2 separate regions of the Homo sapiens genome follow, and region 1 is linked to region 2. A link is an interaction called in ENCODE POLR2A ChIA-PET data of the cell type or tissue named here. Cell type or tissue: K562. All regions are shown on one strand. Each heading gives the region's core, and the rest is flanking DNA. Links, peaks and the distances in the headings are about the cores only. Region 1 has its middle 34 kb from the start of CIT. Region 2 overlaps CIT (citron rho-interacting serine/threonine kinase).

The links. Peaks named below come from ENCODE experiments on the same cell type or tissue, not always from the same donor. Only the 100,000 strongest peaks of a DNase experiment are listed, where the experiment ranks them.
Region 1: POLR2A ChIA-PET joins it to region 2 with 5 read pairs; 2 of 35 experiments call an interaction of 5 or more read pairs at or near these places.

The regions. Positions count from the first base shown.
Region 1 is chr12:119,907,895-119,914,652 of GRCh38, forward strand. No RefSeq gene overlaps it. Among named protein-coding and RNA genes, the nearest start is that of CIT, 34 kb to the left of the region's middle. In K562, for the core only: no CTCF peak of the experiment used is centred there; a DNase peak (open chromatin) is centred at 2,907; H3K27me3 peaks cover 456 bases.
Region 2 is chr12:119,819,824-119,826,581 of GRCh38, forward strand. It overlaps CIT (citron rho-interacting serine/threonine kinase), which reads right to left. Exons shown (of 48, transcript NM_001206999.2): 8 at 5,342-5,545; 9 at 2,997-3,150. Among named protein-coding and RNA genes, the nearest start is that of CIT, 54 kb to the right of the region's middle. In K562, for the core only: no CTCF peak of the experiment used is centred there; no DNase peak of the experiment used is centred there.

The sequences.
Region 1 (6,758 bases), core at 571-5,570, 88 kb after region 2:
AGTTCGAGAACAGCCTGGCCAACGTGGTGAAACCCCATCTCTACCAAAAATACAAAAATTTGCCGGGCATGCTGGTGGGTGTCTGTAATCCCAGCTACTCGGGGAGCTGAGGCAGGAGAATCGCTTGAACCTTGGAGGGGGAGGTTGCAGTGAGCCGAGATCGCACCACTGCACTCCAGCCTGGGCAACAGGGTGAGATCCTGTCTCAAAAAAAAAAAGGCAAAATAAATTCTAAAAATTTAAAAGCAGAAATGTGTGAACCTTAGATGGTAGGGCAGATTCTAGCACATGCTAAACAGGAAATAACAGAACAGCAATGAATCGATTTTGTGAACTCCCACAGTTTGCTGTTATCTAAGATGAAACTCCTGAAAAGGGAGAACAATGGGTCGATGCATCAACATACATTGTGTTCACAGCAGATAAAAGCAAGACAGGACCTTAATGTGACCAATTTCTCTGGGCATAAAGATTTTCCACAACCATTAGGCATTTCTCTTTCAACTGGCGTGCTTGGTAGTGTATTTTTAGAATCAAATTTCTCCTTCAGGGGTGGTGTGGTTTGAAGATGATTGCCCTTCCAAGGCAGTTTTCTCTCTGTTCCCCATTAGCAGGGTCTAAAAAAACAGCCTTTGAAAATCCAGGTTTTGTGCCTTCAAGAGCACAGTTTCCAGCTCCCTTTCCTTTGCCAAGTAAAAACTAATTCTAGCACTAACAAAAGGGTAATTCACCTAAGATTCTCCACCAGTTTTTCACTCTGTGTAACTAAGATTCTTCAAGGAACAAGAAATCATTAAGATTGAACATTTTTTGGAAATATTTATGGCAGCCAATCAATGACAGAAATTGGGGTCTATCCATCATAAAATAATGTATGGAGAGAGTCTTGTGTTTTCTAAGCTACTAAAGTGTCTCTCTATTCACTGATACTAGTCAATAAAACAAGAACAACCCTATAAGCTGCTCCGAATGCCTGCTGAAAATTAAATGGACATATCACTCAGGTCTGTCTGTTTGTCGTTGTTTTTAGACAGGGCCTCATCCTGTTTCCCAGGCTGGAGTGCAGTGGCATGATCATAGCTAACTGTAACCTCGAGCTTCTAGGCTCAAGCCATCCTCCCACCTCAGCCTCTTGAGTAGCTGGGACTACAGGTGCACACCACCATGCCTGGCTAATTTTTAATTTTTTTAAGAGATGGGTCTTGCTATGTTGCCCCGGCTGGTCTTGAACTCCTGAGATCAAGCACTTCTCCCACCTCAGCCTCCCAAAGTGCTGGGATTACAGGCATGAGCCACCACTCCCAGCCAGATCTATCTGTATTCATTATCTATTGCTATATAACAATACTGCCAAAACTTAGCAGCATAAAACGACCTGCATTTATTATCTCATAGCTTCTGTGAGTCTGGAGTCCAGGCACAGCCTAGGTAGGTGCTCTGCAAAGCTGCAATCAAAGTCCCAGCCAGGGCAGTGGGATCTCATTCCAAGGTCTGACTGGGGAAGAATCTGCTTTTAAGCCCACATGATTGCCGGCAACATTCAGTTCCTTGAAAGCTGTAGCTGTAGCTTCTTACTCACTGTCAGTGGACGCCACTCCCAGTTTCCCTTGCCCCATGGCCCTGTCCACAGAGCAGCTCACAAGATGGCAGCTTGCAAGGGAGAAAGTCTCTCAGCAAGACACACACGACAATCTTATGTAACGTGATAACCCATCATCTTTGCCATAGTCACCTGGTTAGAAGCAAATCACAGGTCCTGCCCACACTCAAGGCAAAGGGATCACACAGGATCTGAACACCAGGAGATGAAGATCATGGGGACCACCTTGGCCACCTTACAGTCTGTCCTCTGCACTGTCCAAACTGGTTGCTAACATCACTTTAGCTTAAACATCAAGATCTCCATCCCATGGCTGACCATCCTCTGCCGTGAATCCTTTAATTCCAGTATAGCATTTACCCCAAATTGAGGACGATCTTGGATGATGGTATTTTCTTATCTGCTCCCTCTTTCTCCTTCCATTGTCTACCTCCCCTCCAAATACCAGGAATCCACACTGCTGCTCTGGTGGGCACAGCTCCCTGAGCATTGCTTGGATGCTTCCCAGTGGAGGTGCGTCCATCTCTAGAAATGTAACTGTGTACATGGAGATCCCCACCATTGCCACTGTCATCACCATTACAGTTCATTAGCACCATGGGCCAAAGCACAGTGTCAGACATGGACTGTGACACAAAGAATAATGAGGCATGGTACTCAAGATGTATACAATCCAGATGAAAACTGCTTTAAGTCTTACCCAAGGGAGAACTGTCAACCTAAAGGGCACAGTGGACAGCTCTTAAAGTTATAAATAATCCGCATATGTCATTTGTGTAATAACAAATTTTTTTTTTATAAATTACTTGCAACTGAGAGCATAAGCTAAGAGCTGAGAGTCAACGTCCCTTACCCTACCTTCTGAAACAGAATCCAAAATATCCTGTGTGGGCCCAGTGCAGTGGCTCACGCCTGTAATCCTAGCACTTTGGGAGGCGGAGGTGGGCAGATCGCCTGAGGTCGGGAGTTCAAGACCAGCCTGGCCAACATGGTGAAACCCCGTCTCTACTAAAAATACAAAAATTAGCCGGGCATGGTGGCGCAAGCCTGTAGTCCCAGCTACTCAGGAGGCTGAGGCAGGAGAATCACTTGAACCCGGGAGGTGGAGGTTGCAGTGAGCCAAGATCGTGCCACTGCACTCTAGCCTGGGCAACAGATAGAGACTCATCTCAAAAAAAAAAATCCTGTGTGAAACCCCCCTCCCTCCCTCCCTCATCTTCTCAGTCCTCATCTTCTCAGCCATAAACTTTAGGCAATATTGATCCAACTCCTCCTCCAGGGGTGGGCCTGTATCCAGCATCAGCCAATCAACTTATCCCGTACATTTTCCCTATGATGATTGGTTCACAATTGAAGCAGAAACCCAACCAAAGTCAACGATAGGTAAGGAGATGCTTACTGTGGTCTTTGGGAAAGAAAAGTCTCCTCTCTCTTGAGGAAGATTTCAGAAGAGGTTCTTCTCTTACACTAGTGCTATCCAATAGAAATATAATGTGAGCTTCATATTGAGATTTCAATTTTCTATTGGCTGCAGCTTAAAAAGGAAAAGGAAAAGGTGAAATTAATTTTAATAATATGTTTTATTTAATCCAATATAACCAAAATATTATCATTTCAGTGTGTCAATAGTAGAAAAAAATCAATATTTTACATTCTTTTTTTTCATAGTGAGTCTTTGAAATCTGACATGTGTATTTTATACCTTCAGCACATCTCAAATCAGACCTAAACAGATTTCTCAAGAGCCACGTGTGACTAGTGGCTACTATGAAGCTCTGGACAGTAAAATATAAGGATATGAAACTTGATCTGCTTTACTCATAGCACAAGTAGGTGGAAAAGGAGGACTTTAGGATGAAACTGACCACAACTAATAGGAAAAAAAAAAGAACTGGGTCCTCACTGACATCATTGGAGTCATTGGCTCAAGCTTCACTTGAAATCAGCATGACCTCAGAAACTCAGTTATGCGAGCCAATAAGCTCAATTTACTGTTTAAATGTATTCAAGTTGAAATTCCTATCACTTCCAACAAAAGAATCTCAACGGACACAGAGAGTGAGCGATGATATAAAGCAATTTATTATGTGCCAAAACTGAAGAAGGGACAGTAAGCATCAAGTGTGTAGAGAAAGGATAAATCAACTTGAGACTAGCCTGGGCAACATAGCGAGGTTCTATCTCTATTAAAAAAAAAATTGTAGCAGGGTTTCTCAACCTTAGCACTTTTGACATTTTCAGCTGCATAATTCTTTCTTGTGGTGCTGTCCTGCACATTGTGGGATGCTTAGCAACATCCCTGGCCTCCACCCACTAGATGCCAGCAATACCCTTTACCTCTGGTTCTGACAACCAAAGGGGTCTTCAAATATTTCCAGTTGTCCCCAGTTGAAAGCCACTGGGCTAGAGGTGGTATTTGTAATAAATCTGGAAGACTTGTTGGGATGTACTGTTATAATAAATCTGGAAGGCTTGGTGGGATGTACTTAGAGATAATGATGTAAATAAAGGTACCAGGGAAAGAGAACAAAAGGCTCATGAGGAAATCAATCATCATCACTACTAAGTCTCAGCTATGGTTGCCAACAACAATTAGAACATTAAATCTTATCTAGAAGCTCATTTTTAAAATATTTTTTTAGAGATGGGGTCTCACTTTGTTGTACAGGCTTGTCGCAAACTCCTGGCCTCAATCCTTCTGTTTAGCTTCCCAAAAGGCTGGGATCACAGGCTCAGCCACTACACCTGGCCTAAAAAATATATATATATTTTAATTCTTATCATACACTGTTGGTAGAAACTGAAATCGGCAGAAACCTTTTTGGAGAGGAATTTGGCAACATCTATGAAAATAAGAAATGTTTTAACCTTTTGTCCCAACAATTCTTCCTCTAGAAATTTGCCTTACAGTAAAAAACTTTTCCTAACATCATAATAATAACTGGGCCAAGATCATGCCATTGTACTCCAGCCTGGGCAACAGAGCAAGACTCTATCTCAATAAATAAATAAATAAATAATGACTCTGTGTGTACAAAGAAAAATATCTAAGATACATATGCCAAGGTATCTTATGGGATGTACAGTGCCATCCCATACAAATAAGATAAAGATCTATTGACATATGCTTGGGAAAAGTTAGGGAAATATATATAAAATGTATCAGTGGTTATCTTGGGTGAAATGCATACTGTGGTATGGGAAAGAAATGAGGATTACACTCTATCCATTATATACAAAATGTAAAAATAAGTAATTCAAAATCTAAGCCATTGAAACTCTATTTTGAGCCTTAAAGGAATGTGATTATGGGGACTGAGTCATGTGATAGGCAGCTGTAACCTAGACAGCTGTAACCTTTGTTTCTCTGATTATAAATTAGCCATCTTCTTTTTTTGTTTTTGTTTTTGTTTTTTTTAGTTTTTTTCCTTTTTTTTTTTGAGACAGTCTCGCTTTGTCACCCAGGCTGGAGTGTAGTAGCACGATCTCAGCTCACTGCAAGCTCCGCCTCCCAGGTTCACGCCATTCTCCTGCCTCAGCCTCCTGAGTAGCTGGGACTGCAGGCGCCTGCCACCATGCCCAGCTAATTTTTTGTATTTTTAGTAGAGACAGGGTTTCACCGTGTTAGCCAGGATGGTCTGGATCTCCAAACCTCGTGATCCACCCGCCTTGGCCTCCCAAAGTGCTGGGATTACAGGCATGAGCCACCGGGCCCGGCCTTTTTGTTTTGTTTTTGAGACGGAATCTCACTCTGTCACCAGGCTGGAGTGCAGTGATGCAATCTCAGCTCACTGCAACCTCTGCCTCATGGATTCAAGTGATTCTCCTGCCTCAGCCTCCCAAGTAGCTGGGACTACAGGCGCACACCACCACATCCAGCTAACTTTTGTAGAGATGGGGTTTTACCATGTTGGCCAGGATGGTCTTGATCTCCTGACCTTGTGATCTGCCCACCTCAGCCTCCCAAAGTGCTGGGATTACAGGTGTGAACCACCGCGCCCCAGTGCCTAGCCAGATTAGCCATCTTCCTAAACTATGTTGTTTGTAAAATGTTGCAAATGACTAAAGGGCACCAGAGAAGACCCCTTGCCTCTTTACTGTTGATTTTCATTATAGATTAACTTCCTGCTTACCCTTCTCACACAAAGATTTCATAGCTATCACATTGTCTTAAGATGGAATGCTAAATATACTCTTTTAAATTGGAAAGGAAATGCAAGCCAGCTGTAAAGAAAAGAAAACAAGCCTTAAGGAAAAGAAAACAAACTGTAACTAATTAAATTGTTGTAACTCATAAACCAGGCTTATGTAGAAAATGTTACCATTCTACTAGACTCTGTTTTCTGCTTATAACCAAGAACTTAACTTTCAACTTCGGAACTCTCACCTCATTTCTCTGGAGTCTGTCTCCCAGATTGGCTATTCCCAGCTCTTCGCTTGAATAAACTCTTTAAGACTAGATTCTGATGCTTCCAATTATTTCAGTTTGGCATCAAAAATTATTCCCCACCCAAGACCCTGGCACTGACTTCTGCAGAACAGGACCTATTTGTTAGGTAAAAACTTTGGGCGGGGTGCATTGGCTCACACTTGTAATCCCAACACTGAGAGATGCAGAGGCAAAAGGATAGCTTGAGCCCAGGAGTTTGAGTCCAGCCTGGACAACATAGCAAGACCCCATTCTCCACAGAAATGAAAAAAAGACTTTGGTGTGCATCTTGCAGAGTGAGTCAGTTGTATGCTGGTAATTATTTAAGAAGTAACTCAGGCCGGGCACGGTGGCTCACCCCTGTAATCCCAGCACTTTGGGAGGCTGAGGCCGGTGGATCATGAGGTCAGGAGAGCGAGACCATCCTGGCTAACATGGTGAAACCCTGTCTCTACTAAAAAATACAAAAAATTAGCTGGGTATGGTGGCGGGTGCCGTAGTCCCAGCTACTCGGGAGGCTGAGGCAGGAGAATGGCATGAACCTGGGAGGCGGAGCTTGCAGTGAGCCAAGATAGCACCACTGCACTCCAGCCTGGGCGACAGTGCGAGACTGCACCCCCCACAAAAAAAAAAACAAAACAAAACAAGGGCTCACTATGTTGCCCAGCCTTGTCTCAAACTTCTTGACTCAAGCAGTCCTCCCACCTCGGCTTCCCAAAGTGCTGGGAT
Region 2 (6,758 bases), core at 671-5,670:
TTAAAGAGCATGGAGTCAAGCAATGTTTTCAATCACAAATCTCTGAGTTGATTGCAAATAATGCAGGGATCAGAGGTTGGTGAAAAACAGGAAAATTTGCTAGGAGACACTGAAGTTAATACCATGCCTCTCTGCATAGTCGGAAATGCCATAAAACCACCAGGAAAACACAATACCAATCCTCGGTGGGCATGAAGATCCCACCTGCTGGCTGAGCTACACTAAGTATCTAAACTAGGACCAGTCCCATCAAATATAAACACCCTAACTGCAATATGGTACCACGGATTGATTCCTGAAACAGAAAAGGGACATGAGTGGGAGAATTGGTAAAATCCAAAAAAAGTCTGAAGTGTAGTTAACAATAATGTACCAATATTAGTTTTGACAAATAGTTTTTCAAACACTTAGACAGTGACACTGTTATGTAAGAGTTAACACTGGGGGCTGGGTGCGGTGGCTCATGTCTGTAATCCCAGCACTTTGGGAGGCTAAGGTAGGCAGATCACCTGAGGTCAGGAGCTTGAGATCAGCCTGACCAACATGGTGAAACCCTGTCTCTACTGAAAATACAAAAAGTAGCCGGGCATGGTGGCGCACACCTGTGGTCCCAGCTACTCGGAGGCTGAGGCAGAAGAATCACTTGAACCCAGGAGGCGGAGGTTGCAGTGAGCCGAGATCGTGCCACCACACTCCAGCCTGGGCGACGGGAAGACTGTGTCTCAAAAAATAAATAAATAAATATAAAAAAGAGTTAACGTTGGGGAAAACTGGGTGAAGGGTATGTGGGAACTCTTCCATACTATCTTTGCAACTTTTCTATAAATCTAATACTATTCCAAAATAAAAGATTTATTAAAATTAGGGCTGGGTGCAATGGCTCACGCCTGTAATCCCAGTATTTTGGGAGGCCAAAGCAGGAGGATCACTTGAGCTCAGGAGTTCAAGACCAGCCTGGGCAACCTGGTGAAACCGCGTCTCTACAAATACAAAAAAATTAGCAGAGTGTGATGGCACACACCTGTAGTCCTAGCTACTTAGGAGGCTGAGGTGGGAGGACTGCTTGAGCATGGGAGGTCGAGGCTGCAGTGAGCCGTGATCACACCACTGCATTCCTGCCTGGCCCACAGAGTGAGACTCTGTCTCAAAAGTAAATAAATAAAGATTTACTTAAATTAAAAGAATTTTTTGGCCAGGCGTGGTGGCTCACACCTGTAATCCCAGCACTTTGGAAGGCCGAGGCAGGCAGATCACCTGAGGTCAGGAGTTCAAGATCAGCCTGACCAACATGGAAAAACCCTGTTTCTACGAAAAATAGAAAATTAGCTGGGTGTGGTGGTGCATGCCTATAATCCCAGCTACTTGGGAGGCTGAGGCAGGAGAATCGCTTGAACCCAAGAGGCGGAGGTTGCAGTGAGCTGAGGTCGCACCACTGCACTCCAGCCTGGGCAACAAGAGCAAAACTCCGTCTCAAAAAAAAAAAAAAGAATTTTTTAAAGCAAATACATTTTGTGAGTCTTCAGAGCCACTACACTGGGAGCTGGGAGTCAAATATATTATGCCTAATTTATAAGTTAAGCTTTATATAACATAGGTATGTATGCACAGGAAAAAAGGTAGATGGGTTTCAGTACTATCATCAGTTTCACACATCCACTGGGAGACTTGGAACATATGTGCCACAGATAGGAGGGTGGGGGACTACTTTAACTCTACTCAGGTAATCACCATTCACTGACTTACTTAAGTGGAGATACATTCTTAGACATGATCAGCAGGTTCATGAATAAAAAAAATTAACTGCTTATTCAAGAAGATTACAGAGATAAAAAGGCAAGACAAGAAAAGATTAAGTACTTGAACAGCATCTAAAAGAAAGTCTATTACATCTTTCTAAAAGCATAAAAGGAAGAATGCCCTGAAAATATATTACTGATTAGAAGGTCTGAACCTTGGAGATTTGGGGGGAGATGTCTATTTATTTAGAAAAATAAAGCAATGTGGCCACCCGAATAATAAAAACATTTGCCAAGAAAGATTTATGGAAATGCGACCTACTTAAATATTTCAGCAGAAGGTTAGAGAAACCATCAAAATGGTTTACAACTGGACAATACTGATTTTTTACCATACTATGTCCTAGCTGAAGGTGCAAGCAATTATAATTATAACACATCTCCAATCAGAAGCCTGGTTTTGACACCTAGAAACAGATTCCATTTCCCAACCTCCCTCCATCACCAAAAACAAAACACATACTCAAACAGGATAACTGCTTTCCTACTGGCTCTAATCCGTGCTGATCATTCAGTAGAACACATTCAATCAACAACACATCCAAGAATTAAAAGGATTTTTAAAAGATCACCAACTGGTAAAAGAAAAAAGAGCATTGTGTGGTTTCTGTTGATAATAAACCAGGTCTTTGTTTTTAATGAATTCATTCAGTTTGCACTAACTGATTATAAAAAGTGATGTATGAATGAATCTACTGTGCATATACATTATAGGTTTTACATGCTTGTGAGCAAAGACAAATATTATCGAGGGAAACAAATGAATAAACACAGGGAGGTGTTTATGGTTTTTGTTTAAACTCAGCCATTAGCAGAACAACCTGGGCATGTTGCCTAATCTGAGTCTTTTTCCTGATATGTGAATGAAATACCTAGATCCACTTTTTTGGAAGAAACTGTGTCAAACCAAGTGACAACCTTCAAACTCCATTAATCTGTGCCTCTAACTTACTGAGGGATAATATTCTAAAGGCCACATAAACACAGAGTTTGATAAATGACCCAGTTCTACACAAACAATTTTAAGGCAGAATTATTACTCAAAGACAGCTACATCATTAGCCTTTACTACTCCTGTAGATAATTAAAGCCTTTATTTATGTAATTTACAGAAGCTTCTTTGGGCCAGAACAATCTCAGATCTCTCTTGAGTGTTTCATAATCCCAACATCCCAAATTAAGGAAAACAGCCCTACTTACAGTTACGAATGTTGTTCCAGTCAATTTTAGAGAAGAAAGGATGGCAGCAAAGACCTTCAAACTTCAGTCTCTCTTTCTGGCCGCACAACAAGCTTTGAATCAGATCAAGAAAGTCACTGCTCACTTTGGGGTCATCTGGAAATTTCAAAAACCGCTGTTCCAAAAAAAATAAGAGAATTATTTCCTTAGTAGGGATTCCGTTTCTCATGCTGCAAAGTGAAGAAAGTATTTCTCATATATGCAAGTTTCTTTTTTTTTGTTTTTTAGAGAAGGAAGTTTCGTGCCCTCTTCCCTTTGGACCAAAGGCGTGTTCCCAAAATAAGTGGCCTGTTCACATCAATAGGCTTAGTTCCTTTGTAGGGGTTCAGCGTCCTCCATGGCTTGACCCCGGCTCCCCTTCTCATCTCATCTTGCCACATTCCCCATCTCTCCCTTTGCTGTCCAACAATGATGAGCTATTTAAAGATCCCTGAACAAATCATGCTGTTCTTGCTGCTTTCCTTGGCTACCTTTTCTATCCTATAACTCCTTTCTGCATGTTCCCTCTGCACTCTACTTTTGCACACACACAATGCGCTGTGATTTCAGTGTGATGAAAAAGAAAGAAGGCAGAGAGGGCCTGCTTCTTCTGCTCATCCCTGTAAACCTGCTACCTAACAGTACCTGGTATGATAACGCACTCGTTATTGAATGATTGAATGAGTGAGTGAGCTAAAGGGAAGGAAATAAATTAGCTCCAAGAGTCATCTAAGGGGAAATTTTCACTCAAGAGGAGGCTCAAGAATAACAAATAATGTATGTACATAAAAATATGTATTAAGCATTCCAGAAAGATGAAAATTAGGTGAGATACAAAAATCTAGGAAATACGTTCCTTTTCCTTTTGGTTGAAACTAAAACATATACATTTATCAGAGCCTTAAGAAATGAGCTTCACAGGCTAGGCACAGTGGCTCATGCCTGTAATCCCAATACTTTGGGAGGCCGAGGCAGGCGGATCACCTAAGGTCAAGAGTTCAAGACCAGCCTAGCCAACATGGTGAAACCCCATCTCTACTAAAAATACAAAAATTAGCCAGGCATGGTGGTGGGCACCCGTGATCCCAGCTACTCAGGAGGCTGAGGCAGGAAAATCGCTTGAACCCAGGAGGCAGGGTTGCAGTGAGCCGATATTGTGCCACTGCACTCCAGCCTGGGTAACAGAGCAAGACTCCATCTCAAAAAAAAAAAAAAAAAAAAAATAGGCTTAATGTAGTAGAAAGCACAGTTATTAGAAAATAGTTTTACTGTATATATATATATATATATATATATATATATATACAGTAAAACACATATCTATATGTAATTGTATTTCTAATTCATTTCCTCATTCAATTGTAATACCATATTCAACAGTTAGTACTAAGAAGGAGTATATCGAAAAATCAAGAGCATGGACTTCAGGGCCAGACTGCCTGTGTTATTTCAGGCCAGTTACTTCACCTTCAGTGCTTTGGTTTCCTCATCTATAAATGAAAATAATAATACTTACCTCACAAGGTTGTTTGAAGATTAACTAACTGACTAAACTATATCTCCTCAATTCTAAGACTCACAGTTATTCACAGTTAACAGCACTGAAATCAAGATGCATTCTATAATCAATAAAAATATCATAGACTCATTGGCAACAGTTTTTCTTCCGTAGCAGTACATAAAATAATGGTGTAGTCTTATCATTACTGGCAGCTGAGATTCCGTGAAATACAATTAATAAAATGTTTAGAATAGCCTTTGGCACAGAGTTAAGTGCCATATAAGTATTTGCTATTATTATTTTCCACCACTGCTGAAACACTCATTCACACAATTTTTAAATAACATCTAACATTCTATAAACATTCATTCACACAATACGTATAAAATATTCATGAACACAATTTTTAAACAACATTCTAGAAACATTCATTCACACAATTTTTTGGTTTTTTGTTTTGTTTTGTTTTGTTTTTTAGACGGAGTCTCACTCCGTTGCCCAGGCTGCTGTAGTACAGCGGCGCGATCTTGGCTCACTGTAAGCTCCGCCTCCCGGGTTCATGCCATTCTCCTGCCTCAGCCTCCAGAGTAGCTGGGACTACAGGCGCCCACCACCACAACTGGCTAATTTTTTTGTATTTTTTAGTAGAGATGGGGTTTCACCATGTTAGCCAGGATGGTCTCGATCTCCTGACCTCGTGATCCACCCACCTCGGCCTCCCAAAGTGCCGGGATTACAGGCATGAGCCACCACGCCCAGCCTCATTCGCACAATTTTTAAATAACGTTTCTCAATGTGACTTCGAAATCTTCTAAGGACTCTTTACCTGGAAATTCATAATGTTATTGAAGGTTCTGGCAGAGGTTCCCTCTGCGAAGGGGGATCTCCCATAAATCATCTCATAGGCAATCACGCCCACTGACCACCAGTCACAGTCCAGGCCGTAGGTGCCTTTTCCATCCCCGTTCATCACAGTCAGCACTTCAGGAGCCATGTAATCTGGGGTCCCAATCGGGAGTTTGGCATTCACCTAGAATCCCATCAATAAAACGAATACAGCAAACTTTCAATTATCCTCAAGTAGACTGCCAACAGCCACATTTCAGACACAAGCTGATTTGCCACTGATTACTATTCTCCCAGGCACTTAAACCAGCTGTCAAGTGGCACACTGTCAGGAAATGCAAACGCTTTACTAATTTAAAAAAAAAAAAAAAGCACACAGCATATAATGCAATCCAAGGGCAAAAGGGCAAGAATTGTTGATGATATACACACAGCCTTCAGTTATACGAATGAGAGTTGGATATACCGGGAATGGAAGATGTCTTTCCTAATACAAGTTATTGACATGATGGAACTTCTCTTATGATAACAGCAAAATGATAATAAACTCTAAAAATGAATCTAAAATATCAACCTAACCATTACTAGAAAACTGGCAGTTGGCCAGGTGCAGTGGCCCATGCCTGTAATCCCAACACTTTGGGAGGCCAAGGTGGGTGGATCATTTGAGGCCAGGAGTTTGAGACCAGCATGGCCAACATGGTGAAGCCCCATCTCTATTAAAAATACAAAAATTAGTCAGGTGTGGTGGTGCACACCTGTGGTCCCAGCTACTCGGGAGGCTGAGGCACAAGAATCGCTTGAACCTGGGAGGCGGAGGTTGCAGTGAGCCAAGATTGCGCCATTACACTGCAGCCTGGGTGACAGCGAGACTGTAAGAAAAGAAAAGAAAAAAGAGAAGAGAACTGGTGGCTAACTGGCAAGATAATATTACAAATCTCAAGTTCAAAAATTTGGAAAACTGCCTTTGGAATTAACGTTCCTACTTCAACCCACCCACAGGGCAAGACATGATAATTAACTTCCACCCAGGGCCCAAGGTTAATGAGTTCTTTTTCCTCACCCCTAACCCTTGTTCCTGTGGTTCCCTCCCCCACCGTTCAGAAACCCAGGGGCTTATAATCCAATGGCACCCAAGCACTTGACCTTGGCAAAGAAAGATTAGGACAATACAGGAGGGCATTTTATAAAGCTAAATGTAACCCATTTAAAGGACTGTCCTTTTTTTCTGAGAATTTGTCCTTCTGACTTTTTTAGTGTTTAAATGTCCTTTGTTTCTGGATATGCTGTTGATGAAAGAAGCAGGCTTTCTTCCCCTCATACCCACCCCTGTCTAGGCAGCCTAGTAAGCTAGCAACCCCTTTGGTCTTCAAAATTATTTTGACGTTTTACTGAGC